Linked DNA regions of Homo sapiens: region 1 is linked to region 2. A link is a contact called in ENCODE Hi-C or POLR2A ChIA-PET data. All regions are on one chromosome and are shown on one strand. The core of a region is the stretch at or near the end of the contact, and the rest is flanking DNA. Distances in the headings are between cores, read along the strand shown. Region 1 overlaps ZCCHC7 (zinc finger CCHC-type containing 7). Region 2 overlaps PAX5 (paired box 5).

Evidence for each region. Hi-C counts contacts between places; a loop is a spot of excess contacts on that map. ChIA-PET counts read pairs that join two places held with the same protein, here RNA polymerase II (POLR2A). Pooled maps may share reads with other maps.
Region 1: a loop to region 2 is called in a map of GM11168, with 2.3 times the contacts of the local background. The contact joins two enhancer-like sites. A Hi-C loop is called at or near these places in 24 of 168 maps with a recorded cell type or tissue (A673, B cell, CD4-positive, alpha-beta T cell and 18 more), 35 of 37 single-sample maps with no recorded cell type and 23 of 50 pooled maps. POLR2A ChIA-PET finds 5 or more read pairs at or near these places in 9 of 52 experiments (B cell, H1, HEK293 and 6 more).

What each region holds. Positions count from the first base shown.
Region 1 is chr9:37,306,720-37,312,968 of GRCh38, reverse strand. All of the region lies in intron 5 of ZCCHC7 (zinc finger CCHC-type containing 7), which reads right to left. Among named protein-coding and RNA genes, the nearest start is that of LINC01627, 85 kb to the left of the region's middle. Within about 2 kb of position 3,773, at least 2 of the 41 ENCODE cell types and tissues checked have a DNase peak (open chromatin) inside an H3K27ac peak, as active enhancers do; they include B cell and OCI-LY7, where a contact is called at or near this core.
Region 2 is chr9:37,007,297-37,013,820 of GRCh38, reverse strand. All of the region lies in intron 3 of PAX5 (paired box 5), which reads left to right. LOC105376032 (a long non-coding RNA gene) reads right to left here. Exons shown (of 4, transcript NR_188579.1): 4 at 4,769-6,371. Among named protein-coding and RNA genes, the nearest start is that of PAX5, 24 kb to the left of the region's middle. RefSeq lists an enhancer at 2,176-2,245. Within about 2 kb of position 3,577, at least 2 of the 41 ENCODE cell types and tissues checked have a DNase peak (open chromatin) inside an H3K27ac peak, as active enhancers do; they include B cell and OCI-LY7, where a contact is called at or near this core.

The DNA of each region.
Region 1 (6,249 bases), core at 2,524-5,023, 300 kb before region 2:
TCGTGATTTTACACATCTAAGTTACTTTGTTGGGGAGGCGGCATTTTAATTTTAATTATTTATTCTTATTTATGCATTCTCATTTTCATTAAGTAGATTTGAATATATCAGTGGTTTCTCTTCAAATAAGTTGAGCAGGGAAATTAGCTTGTTCATGATTATTTGCTATCTGAATCTTAATTTTATCATTTCTTAAAAAAATGTTTTTTGTAGATATAGGGTCTCACTATATTGCATAGGCTGGTCTCTAACTCCTGGCCTCAGGCAGTCCTCCAGATTTGGCCTCCCAAAGGGCTGGGTTGTGGTTACTGGCATGAGCCACTGCGCCCAGCCCTCTATATTATTTCTTAAAACTGCATGTGAATCTATAATCATGTCAAAATAAAAAGACACAGTTACTTGGCTCCCTTCTTAGGTCTACGTCACACTTTCTACATTTTCTAGGTATGCATCATCTGCAAGTCACTAAGTTTAGAGTCTTCTAAGACTCTTTTATTTATCACCACCCTGATGTACTTTCACATTACACTTTACACTGTTCTTAACACACCCACCTTTCCTATTATACTCTGAGTTCCTCAAGGGCAGGGATCATGTTTTATTCATCTTTTTTTCCCCTAGTACTTGGAATACTGTCTGGCATATAAGAGGCAACCAGCAAATTTTTGCTAAATGAACAAATGTAGAAAGTTTATTTGGGTGGTAGAACACTGGAGATGTTTTTGAATAAAGGTAGAACCGCCATTACACAAAATATGTGAATTAAGCAAGTCTTTAAATTCAAATCTTGGCTTAGTTATTCAGCACAATAATATGTTTCAGCCATTCTTATTTCTGGCCAGTCATATCTGAGTAAGACTGTGGAAAGGATAAGGGGAGGAAATCATATGAATACTACTCAGTGCTCCTTGGAGTACACTAAAAATAAAATAAATACCTGTTTCTTAAATAATTACCTTTACAAAAATAATGCTCTAGTAACTCTCCATTCTGGATTTGACAAGTATGAAATGATTTGTACTAGATGCTTTGTATTTCCTGCTGGAAATCTCCAAGTTTAATAAAAATCTAAATAAAAGACATTAGTTTTCAATTTTACATATATATTTATTGAAGAAACATCATTGAGCACTCACGTGTATGTTAAATACTACACAGTTTAAACTGAGTTCTCCTTAAAATAAACTTTTGCACTGTGAAAAATATTGTAGTATATGGCTGATATGGGAGCATTTTTCTAGCATCAAAAAAGTAAAAAGGCCGGGCGCAGTAGCTCACGCCTGTTAACCCCAGCGCTTTGGGAGGCCAAGGCGGGCAGATCACCTGAGGTCAGGAGTTCGACATCAGCCTGGCCAACATAGTGAAACCACACCTCTACTAAAAATACAAAAATTGGCCAGGTGTTGTGGCTCATGCCTGTAATCCCAGCTACTTGGGAGGCTGAGGCAGAATTGCTCGAATCTGGGAGGCAGAGGTTGCAGTGAGCCGAGATCACACCTCTGCACCCTGGGCGGCAGAGTGAGACTCTGTTTCAAAGATAAAAATAAAAATAAATAAATAAAGGAATCAAGTGAAATATGTTCTATGAATTATTTTCTCCCACTGTATTAAAAAATCAGACTTTAACAGTTATTTAGCATGGACTGGGATAACACACTGAGCAGGGAATTTGAGAAAAAAATTGCTGAATAAAGGTAGGAAATTTAGGAGGTTTGGGTTTTGATTATATCTGACACTGACTAACTCAGTCATTATGCTTTAATAAAAAAGGATGGCAATCTGAACAATTAATAAAGATTGCTGAAGCTGCAATGGTCTCTTGTGAGCAGTAAAGCTCTATGGTATCACAGAATTGGCTCTGTATCTGAAAATCAACATTCTATACTGCTTTCTTGATCCCCAGGGGTTTTTTAAAGTGCTGACAACCTAAGGTAAAATTTATTTTTGTTTGGAAAATATTTTTCTTTATGTGTTTTATAATATATTGATTTTTTTTTTTTTTTTTTTTTAAAAAGAGAGAGTCTTACACTGTCACCCAGGCTGGAGTGCAGTGATGTGATCACAGCTCACTGCAGCCTTGATCTCCTGGGCTCAAGCAATCCTCCCATCTCAGCCTCCCGAGTAGCTGGGACTACAGGTGCGTGCCACCCTGCCTGGCTAATTTTTAAATTTTTTTTTTGGTAAAGAGTGGGAGTCTCACTATGTTGCCCCAATGTCATGAGTGTTATATTAAAGTTGCTTATTAGAGCTATAATATCTGCATATTTAAGAAAGAAAGTTGAGAGATCCTCCGAGTAGGAGATAAACTGATGATTCCTTGATTGCCAATATGTAAGCTTTCTCCACATAGTCATAAAGTATAGCATCATTTTAGCTTTTAGACCTTAGACTTATTAACCTTGTAATGTCTCAGTTTTCAGTTTGTAAAATAGGAGTAATAAATAGTACCTACACTTCATATCCTGCTTATGAGGATTAAATCTACTGAACACCTACTATATGCTAAGGGCATAGTGGTGAATGAAGCACTCCTCCAGCACAGTAAACACACAATTATGTATGGCTGTTGTTATCTTGGAAATGTCAGAGATAGCTCACAGAATAGGTTTCTGTGTGCAAGCTAAAGGTATACAGACATTTAAAAATTCTCTGTATATTTAAAAATTGTTGGCAAGTGAGGAGAGAAACTATAGCAGATTCAGAAACAGGATTCTTTCCATAATCCAGGTTCTTGTCTTCTGAAAGGGACTAATGATGCAGGTTGACTTTAGTAGGCCTTGAGCCATCTTTTTATCCTTCACCTCATAAAACTCTGGAATTTCAACCAAATACTTTTACAGAAGTAGTTAACCAATGAGCAATTTCCAACAGATTTTAGGAAAAAGCTTTTCATTACAGAAAGGATTTGAATATGACTCGACAGTTTTCACTACAAATTCTCTTTGCATACATATATCTGGTAATCTGGCCAAACAGAGGTCTAGGTGTGTGACTATGGGAATATATAAAGTAAAAGGGCAAGTTTCTTTCATTTTTTTTTTTTTTTTTGGAAACAGTCTCACTCTGTTGCCCAGGCTGGAGTTCAGTGGTGCAATCTCGGCTCACTGAAACCTCTGCGTCCTGGGTTCTAGCAATTCTCATGCCTCAGCCTTCCCAGTAGTTGGAATTACAGGTGTGCACCACCACACTCAGCTAACTTTTGTACTTTTAGTAGGGATGGGGTTTTGCTGTGTTGGCCAGGCTGGCCTCAAACTTGTGGCCTCAAGTGATCTGCCTACCTCGGCCTCCCAAAGTGCTGGGTAACAGGCATGAGCCACCACGCCCAGCCTTGGAAGTTTCTCAATATCGTCAATTTATAAAAGGTTAGAAATCCTCTGTGAATGAGCAGAAAGTCCAGTAGGTGGGAAGATGAAAATGACAAAGAATGGTAGAGGATAGTATTGCTAGAGGGTATAAGCCTTAAATAAGCCAAAGGTATTTACATAAAAAGGGTTGAGTAATGACTTAAAAGCAGCCATGGCATGTGAGAAAGAGGCTGATATCATCTCTTAAGATTCAGGGTCACGGAAGATGAGCAGCAAGCATTTGATAGGGCTGCAGAGGAAACAAATTTTCTGTGGAGGCCCAGGTTTCAAGACAGACCTAAAGCATGTACAGTTCCAACAACATGGGGCCAGAATGACTCGGCTTCCATGTGAATTCTCATGAAGTTTCTGGGGTGGTGGAAGGACTATGAGCCTTGCCACAAGGAGTCAGTAGAGCCCAGGCTTGACTGGGCTGCGAGGGAATCCTACACCAGGTGTGTAGGCTACAAAGACCAGCTTCCAGAACCTTCGCCATGTAATTACAACAAATATAGTAGATACTGGTAGATTTGGGGAAAAGAGTACTGCCTTCTCTGAAGCTGGTCACAGCCCAACCCTATTTTATTTTATTTTTTGAGATAGGCTCTCACTATGTTGCCCAGGCTGTTTTTTTTTTTTTTTTTGGATACAGACTTTCACTCTGTTGCCAGGCTGGAGTGCAGTGGCATGATCTTGGCTCACTGCAACCTCTGCCTCCCAGGTTCAAGCGATTCTCCTGCTTCAGCCTCCTGAGTAGCTGGGACTACAGGTGTGTACCACCACGCCCAGCTAATTTTTGTATTTTTAGTAAAGACTGGGTTTCACACCATGCTGGCCAGGATGGTCTCGATCTCTTGACCTCGTGATCCACCTGCCTCGGCCTCCCAAAGTGCTAGGATTACAAGTGTGAGCCACCAGGTTTTAAACTCCTGGGATTAAGAGATCCTCCTGCATTAGCCTCCTGAGCAGCTGATATTACAGGAGCATACCATGATTTTAATCTTATTTAAAAAAACCTACATTCATTGGGATTATTAATTCTCATTTTAGATAATAATTTAACATATATTAGAGGCCAAAATCAAGAAGTTAAGAGGAATGGCCTATAGAATTAACACAGATGATTATATAACCTTTTACAAGTAATTTTTAACTGTTCTGTAGTACAGTTTCTTGTTTTTAAAAAATTGCCTATGATAATGTCTTACTCCCCTTCTTTATCACAGGCAAATAAGACCATATTTGTCAGAGCTCTTTGGAAGAAAACAGTAAAAAAAAAACAGATGCTATTAAAGATAACTGCCAAACTAGAAAATCTTGCTAAGAAAATTATAATTGACAACTTAATGCAGACAACAACATAATGCTAGGACAATTCAGGATTTATCATTTTTAAGACTTGGTAAACACTAAAAAATAAGACTAAAGTACTTTGGAATGAAATGACAACTTCTATCTATATAGCCTTGAGAATAGAGTATTCAAATTAATTAACCATATACCACTTTATTAATAACCAAAGAAATACAAATTAAAACAATAAAATATCATTTTTTGGTCTGACCAGCCAAAAATTTTAAAGACTGATAATACTTAATGTTGATGAGTGCAGTGCTCATTTCTCTTAACACTGCTGGTAGGTAGATACATTGGTACAATCTTTTAGAAGAGCAATTTGACAATACTTATCCAGACATAAGTGTACGTCTTTTAATTTCACAATTCCATTTATAAAATATGACTTACCAAAACATTATTAAATGCACCACTGTTTGTTTAAAAAATGGGTAACAATTTAAGTATAAATTTGCTGGTGGAATTACAATAAATAATTGTCATGTTATTTACATGAGAAATACATATATATACCAAACACTCATACTCTAATCTGTTTTAATCTGAAATTCATTTCAACAGAAAGCCATACTAATTTATTGAGCAAAAGATTATAGGTGTATTTCAGACATGCATTAAAAAGGGCTGTAAGAAAAAAGACTATAGGTGTATTTCAATATAAATAAAATTAGAAAAATATTTCTGCTTTCGTATCATGACTTTGGGGAAGTACATATTAAAGTACTTTTATTATTTTAAAAAATAGGTAAGTAATGCTTTAAAAAAGAGAATGAGAGACACCCCTTTCATAAATACCCCTTAAATCAATTAGAATTGCCACTTAGGTATGAGGATGAAAAATGACTTTGTACTGATTAGCTGTTAATATAAAATAAACATATGTTACTATGTAGTAAGAAACGCAATTAAGACCTAAAATGAAAGACTCTTAATGAGACACTCATTAGGAATTAGGGTAAACTGAATGTAGAAAACTACATATTCCACATCAAAGCTGTATTTGCTTATTTCAACAGCCCTCTGGTCTTTGAAATTATGACTAAACTCCATATACATTTACAACAATACAATGCAAATAGTGTCCAAAACAGCATTTTTAATATGCTGCAATTTAAAGTAATGGCTGCCTTGTCCTTCTTTCCTTAGACTATTAGACCAGCAAAATCATTGATAAGAAGAATCAGGCCAGGTGTGGTGGCTCACACCTGTAATCCTAGCACTTTGGGAGGCTGAAATGGGTGGATCACCTGAGGTCAGGAGTTCGAGACCAGCTTGACCATGGTGAAACCCTGCTGTCTACTAAATATACAAAAATTAGCCAGGCATGGTGGTGGGCGCCTGTAATCCCAGCTACTTGGGAGGCTGAGGCAGGAGAATCACTTGAACCTGGGAGGCAGAGGTTGCAGTGAGCCAAGATCATGCCACTGCACTCTAGCCACCGTGACAGAGCGAGACCCTGTCTCCAAAAAAAAAAAAAAAAAAAAAAAAAAAAAAAAAAAAAAAAAAGGTCGGGTACAGTGGCTCATGCCTGTAATCCCAGCACTTTGGG
Region 2 (6,524 bases), core at 2,328-4,827:
TTTCTTCTCTTGGCAAACCTTGACAGAGGCCCTGACATCATGCATGGTACAGGGGAGATAGAGGAGAATCAGGCACACAGTTTCTTGGTCTGTTCCAGAGGGGCTCTTTGTCCAGGGTGGGGTTCTGACATGCACTTAGAAGCCTGATGCACCTGGACAAAATTGCTGAGGGGATAGCAATGATGATGGTAGGTTTTGGGGAGGAGGGGATAACTCCTGTTCTTTTTATGGATTATAAGAGGCTCCATTGTGTTTTATGAGCCCCTTACTTCTGGCTCTTTGCGGGATTTCCACGACACAAAACAACATGACAGGCAGCTGGCCTGCTCTGCAGAGGAACATCAGCCAAACCCCTGGTCAGGCTTTGGGGACCCACAGGTTTCCCAACGTAGAGTACACATATAATTGGGGGTTCGCAAGATAACCTTAGGTAGTCCATGGGGGTCACAAAATCTAATGCCTTACATGGGGCCAGGCAGATAAGGTAATGAGGGAAGCAGGCCAGGCAAAAGACGATGGGGAGAGGTTGGGTCCCTGGCAAGCTAGGCAGCACAAGTCCGATTAAAGGGGCAGTGCTTCTTAGCTCCAGCCGAATGCTGCCAGGACCATGGGTCTGGTGTTTGCCAGATTTTTTGCATTCTTCAAGAGAAGGCAGAAGCTGGGGCTTGTGTAGATGTATGCATGGATATTTCTGTATGTGAAATCTCTATATTTAAATTAATTTTTTTTTTATGTAGAGATGGGGGTCTCCCTATGTTGCCCAGGCTGGTATCGAACTCCTGGGCTCAAGCAATCCTCCTACCTCAGCCTCCCAAAGTGCTGGAATTACAGGTGTGAGCCATCACACCTAGCTTAATCTATATATTTTTTTAACAGAGGCAACTAATTTCAATTAAAAATGCCTTGCAGGATGAGCATAACTTATTTACAGAGCATCGGTTTACATCCTCTATAATGCAAAGATGCAAGGGTGCACATTGTTTTCTAATACATTTATTTTAATGTATGTTAGAAAAACGTAAGTAACACACCAAACCAGTGAGTTTGTGAACTCCCCCTCAACACTCCCACCTACCCACTTACAGTAGGGAACTACAATTGCCTTATAAAATAAATTTATTTAAGTCAAAATTGAAGTGATGTGAAAGAAATGTATGAGGCAAATAGAGCAGTGGTTACAGATGTGGCAAAGACTGTGAAGGGGCATGGGATGTGTGGTCAAGAGAGATCACGGGCCCGCTGATGTTTTCTGCCTGGACCTGTGCTGTGGGGAATTTCTAACTGCTGTCTGTAGGGCCATGGCTAGCCTCAGGGGCGTCCTGAGTGTCCAGTCCAAAGCCATGGCCAGGCAGGCCATGCCTCTAAGGTGCTTTCATGTCTGTGGTCTCCTATAGTCCTTAAGGCTTGACTCTATCCTGTGGCAGTTGTAGCAACAGAGGCCAAGATGGAGAGTGCAGAGGAACAGTGACTTGGAGATAGACATGGGGGTAGAACCCAGGTTTCCCAACGGTAAAAGGAGGGCTAGTTTCTTTCCACCACTGCCCTGTAGGACTCTGCGAGTGACAGAACTGAGGATCTGTGAGATGAGAGACAAGAGGGAGGACAAGTATTTTCTTCTGCATTTCAGATCCTCGCGGGCTGCCCGTTCTGCTGCCTGGCTGCCTGCCCTCTCTCATCCTTAGCCTTCTCCAGTGCTCTTCACTGGGGGCTCCTTTTTGGGAGTATTCTCTGGCTCCTTCCTGCTCTCTTCAGTGACAGCTCACTAAGTGTAGGACAATCTCATGCGGCTGCCTTCCTCACCCCTAAACCCCCAAAGCCAGAGCCATCCCAGCATACAGTTTTATTTTTCAGATGAAGGCAAAGCTCCCACTGCATTCAGATGAATGCAGCTTCTAAATGCCTGCCTTGCAAATGACACTGTGTAAGAGGGTCCACATCTCTCCCAGCCCTTGCCTCCCTTGGAGGCAACTTTTCACCCTTTCTGATTTCAAACAGCTGGGGAGGGAGTGATGGCTGGATTTGTGGCTATTCTTATAGCCACAGGGGCATCTCCACGGTTCACCCCTAGGAGTATGTGACTTCCTGTTACCTTCCAGGGGACCAGCCTAGGAAACCATGACTGACAAGGGGTTAAGCATCACTGAACTAGTTCTGTTAGGCTTGTGGGGGATTTCCTGGGACACAGATCACCTTGTTCATTTGACTTCTTATGGACAAACGTGCTGGGAGGCTGCACAACCTGCAGGGATCGCTGGATCCAGTCTGAGTGTCCATTGGAGGTGGCCATCCCAAAGCTGACCCAAACGGTGGGTTGAATGGGGTCTTCCTTCTTCTATTCCAGCACCGTGGCCAAGGGGTGGGGAGTACAAGTGGCACTCCCAGCTTAGAGGGGCAGCTCTATTTAGTACCAACTGGTTGGGTCATGTGAGAACGTGAGGCCAGTATTGTTGGGTGTTCTGATTTTTCAAGAGAAGCTAGAATTCAGATATTTATGAAAAATCTCCCAACTTAAAAATATTAGCAACTAAGTCAAATAAAAACAAATATACTGTGCAGGCTAACAAAACTTGTCCCGGGCTGGAGGTGGCCCTGGGGAAGATGTTTTGTTAGTTCTGCTCTTAATTCTAATTTTGGTAGCAGGCCTTCTGAGATTGTTTATCCATTTCCTCTTTCTTTTTTTTTTTTTTTTTTTGTTTTTTTGAGACAGGGTCTCACTCTGTCACCCAGGCTGGAGTGCAGAGGCACAATCATGGTTCACTGCAACCTTGATCTCCCAGGCTCGGGTGATCTTCCCACCTCAGCTTCCCAAGTAGCTAGGACTACAGGTGCCACCACCATGCCTGGCTAATTTTTTGCATTTTTTGTAGAGATAGGGTTTCATCGTGTTGCCCAGGGTGGTCTCGAACTCCTGGACTCAAGTGATCCACTCACATCGACCTCTATCTGTGTCCTCTTTCTTCTCCACAACAGTCACAGGCCTGGGTGCCACCTGTGGGGCCCCTTGCAGCTTGGCACAGTTGGACCCCTGGGTTTTGAATTCTCGGCATAGCTGATGGCCCAAGCTTCTTACTGCACTGATGGCAGTTTGATCAGTGCCATAGATGTGGGTGTTTCTTCAGCCTTATCTTCCTGTTTCCTTTTTCAAGGCACCATGATTTTCTCTTTCACTGTAATTTTGTGAGGACTGGTGGTGGGGCGGGGGGCGTGGGATGATGGTGAGAAGCCTAGCCTTTCAAAGAAGGAAGAGTGATGTTTCCATGGGATCCTTAAATGCCACAAAGTCCCTCAGAGTTTTAAACCTCAAATTCTAAGTGGGTTTGAAATCCAAATAGCTTTTATGCCTCACATAGGAAGTATTTAGCAGAGGGACCGCGCTTCCTTTGAATGTGGCTTAAAGTAAAGTGCTGGGGCATGGGGGCTGGGAGTCTGGGCTGACTCGCTGTGCAATTCTGGGCAAGTCATTTGAGCATCTTGGGTTTTAGTTTCCTTATTCATAGGAAGAGTTTGATGCTGAGCTCCTTTCTCTGTTGGAACGTCTAGTGTGCTCTGCAGTACGGCAGCCAGGGTCCTGCTCACGCTCAGCAGGTAAGGGACGGGCAATTTGGTGTGACTGCCAACTCAGCCCAACTGTCCCTGGCTTAGAAAAGGTCCTGAGTGTGTTCTTATTGGATGAGTCTTGACAGCCTGTCATATTTAAAATTTAAAATTTGTTTAGAGTTGTTATGATTCAATTACAGTCTTGTTCTTCCCACTACAGTTTCTTCTCAGTGTAAGCTGATGCTCTTTGTTTTTACTTGGTGACTGCTAAAGGCAGATGAGCAAAATCTCTCACCCCTGGGGGCAGCTTCAGAGGCTTGCCTATAACTCTGAGATCCCCCTTTATAAAGGACAACCCTGATGCATTCTTAAAACAGTGTGAGAGTGGCTACCTTCCCCTCCCCAGCTTCCAAGGGGGCCACTTGTGCTTTATTATTATTATTATTTTTAATTTTTATGGGTGCATAGTAGGCATATATATATATATTTATGAGTACATGAGATATTTTGGTACAGGTATGCAATGAGTAATAACCCACCATGAAAAATGGGGTATGCATCCCCTCAAACATTTATTCTTTGTGTTACAAACAACCCAATTACACTCTTTTAGTTATTTTTAAATGTACAGTTAAATTATTACTAACTATAGTATCCTCATTGTGCTATCAAATACTAGGTCTTATTCATTCTTTCTATTTTTTTGCACCCATTGAGCATCTTTACTCCCCCACCGCCCTCGCCTTGTGCTTTTTAAAGCAAATGTGAAAAATATGAATATTTTAAGACGGAAGCTAGTCATTAATCTTTACAAAGACACCACTGAAAATAACATCTTACATTTAAGGAGCACCTAGTATGTAGCTACCACTGTTTTAAGTAATTCATTAATTTAATCCTAATAGTAATCCTATGAGATAGAAATGATTCTTAGTCCCATTTGCAGATGAAGAGACTGAGGCATAGAGAGGTTAAGTAATTTACCCAAGGTCATGTAGCTGGTAAATTGTAAGAGGGATGGGATTCAAACTCTAGTGGTCTAGTTCCAGAGCCTGTACACTGTGCTACTGCAGCCTCTTAATGATTTATAACAATTGATAATGCTTTCCCAGTGATATTTATAACTATTTTAAAAGAAAATGAGGAAAACATAATTTTCTTTGCTTTTTTACATACAAATTTAATAGTCAGACAATGATTTGAAAAGTAAGGATTTTAAGCTGAACTACAGTGACTTTTTTGCCATATATTTATTTGTAACTATATTTATGTCTGGTATATCCATATATTGACATATCCAGCAATATCTCTGTAGACACATACACACAGAGAAAGTGACATACACAAAAATATAAACATTAGGTCAGATGCCAGCTTACTTCCAGGTGACCAAAAAGAGAACCTCACTCCCAGAACTGGACATTTTATTATGACCCACTCTTCTCCCAAATGCCATGAGTTTTCTGGTTGTCCAATATGCTTCGAGTTTGCTTAGTTAAAATAAGTGGTTTGAATATTAGGGAAAACAAACAAACAATCTGAATGTATTTGAGGGAACACTTAAGCTGACTGATTAGAAAAGGGCAAGAGGCTCCTTGCTGAGCTCAAGTAGCCAGGCTCCAGATGGCCTGTGTGTGTGTGGTGAGACTATAGGGTGAACAGAAAAGACCATTTCAGGCTATCAGCTGAGGACACGGACTGCCCTTGGTGCCGAGCACCAAGCTGTAAGATCAGAAAGGGCAGAGAGGCTACTGCCCATTGAGTTTAAGGGGAGGCACCCACCTGCTACTTCTGTCATTCTTCATTTGTATAAGCTGGAGACCCAGTGCAGCCTCAGAATAAACTTTCAGATATTAATGGTCTGGAATGTGAAAAAGCTTCTCACAGAATGTTGCATGAAAAGAGCAGGCTGCAAAACTGTATACATGGAGGCTGAGTGCGGTGGCTCACGCCTGTAATCCCAGCACTTTGGGAGGCCGAGGAGGGCCGACCACTTGAGGTCAGGAGTTGGAGACCAGCCTGGCTAACGTGGTGAAACCTCTTCTTTACTAAAAATACAAAAATTAGGCAGTGGCATGCGCCTGTAGTCCCAGCTACTCGGGAGGCTGAGGCAGGAGAATCAGTTGAACCCTAGGGGCAGAGGTGGCAGTGAGCTGAGGTTATGCCACTACACTCCAGCCTGGGTGACAGAGAGAGACTTCGTCTCAAAAAGAAAAACAAAAAAGCAAAAAAACAAAAAAACTGGGCATGGTGGCGCATGCCTGTAATCCTAGATACTTGGGAGGATGAGGCAGGAGAATCACTCAAACCTGGGAGGCGGAGGTTGCAGTGAACTGAGATCGCACCACTATACTCCAGCCTGGGCAACAGAGCAAGACTCTGTCTCAAAACAAACAACCACCACAACAAAAAAAACTGTATACATGGCATAATCCTGATTTTGTTAAGAGAAAAATGGATATTTCTAAATATGCCCAGGAATGTTGGTATAAAGGAAATACACCAAAATACCGTTTTTAGATGTCTTCTTTATACTTTCCCATACTGTCCAAAGAGTCTACAATGAACGTATATTACTGTTATAATGAGAAAAAACTCTAATAAATGTCCTTTCAAAAGGTAATAGTTTGAGACTGGAATATAACTTTTCCAAAGAAACCGGACATTTTATTATGACCCACTCTTCTCCCAAATGCCAAGGAAGGAGCTTTCTGGTAGATCCGAAGGAGCTTTTCGCGTGGCCCTGTTCTGCTGCTCTCAGATGCGCCGGACTTGCTGTCTTGCGCATGCGTGGTCCTTGCTGGACGTCTACAAACTCTTCAGAGCCTAAGGTTCTGCAGAAGGATGTTAGAGCGGTCAGATGGCCAAGGGAAGGCAGTACTGCTATTATCTCTTTTATGTACGGGGTTTTTCCATAAGATCTTTTTTCTTTTCCGAAAATGATTTGGTTACTTAAAATAAGCAGAGTGGTCTGTTCCAACTCCGTC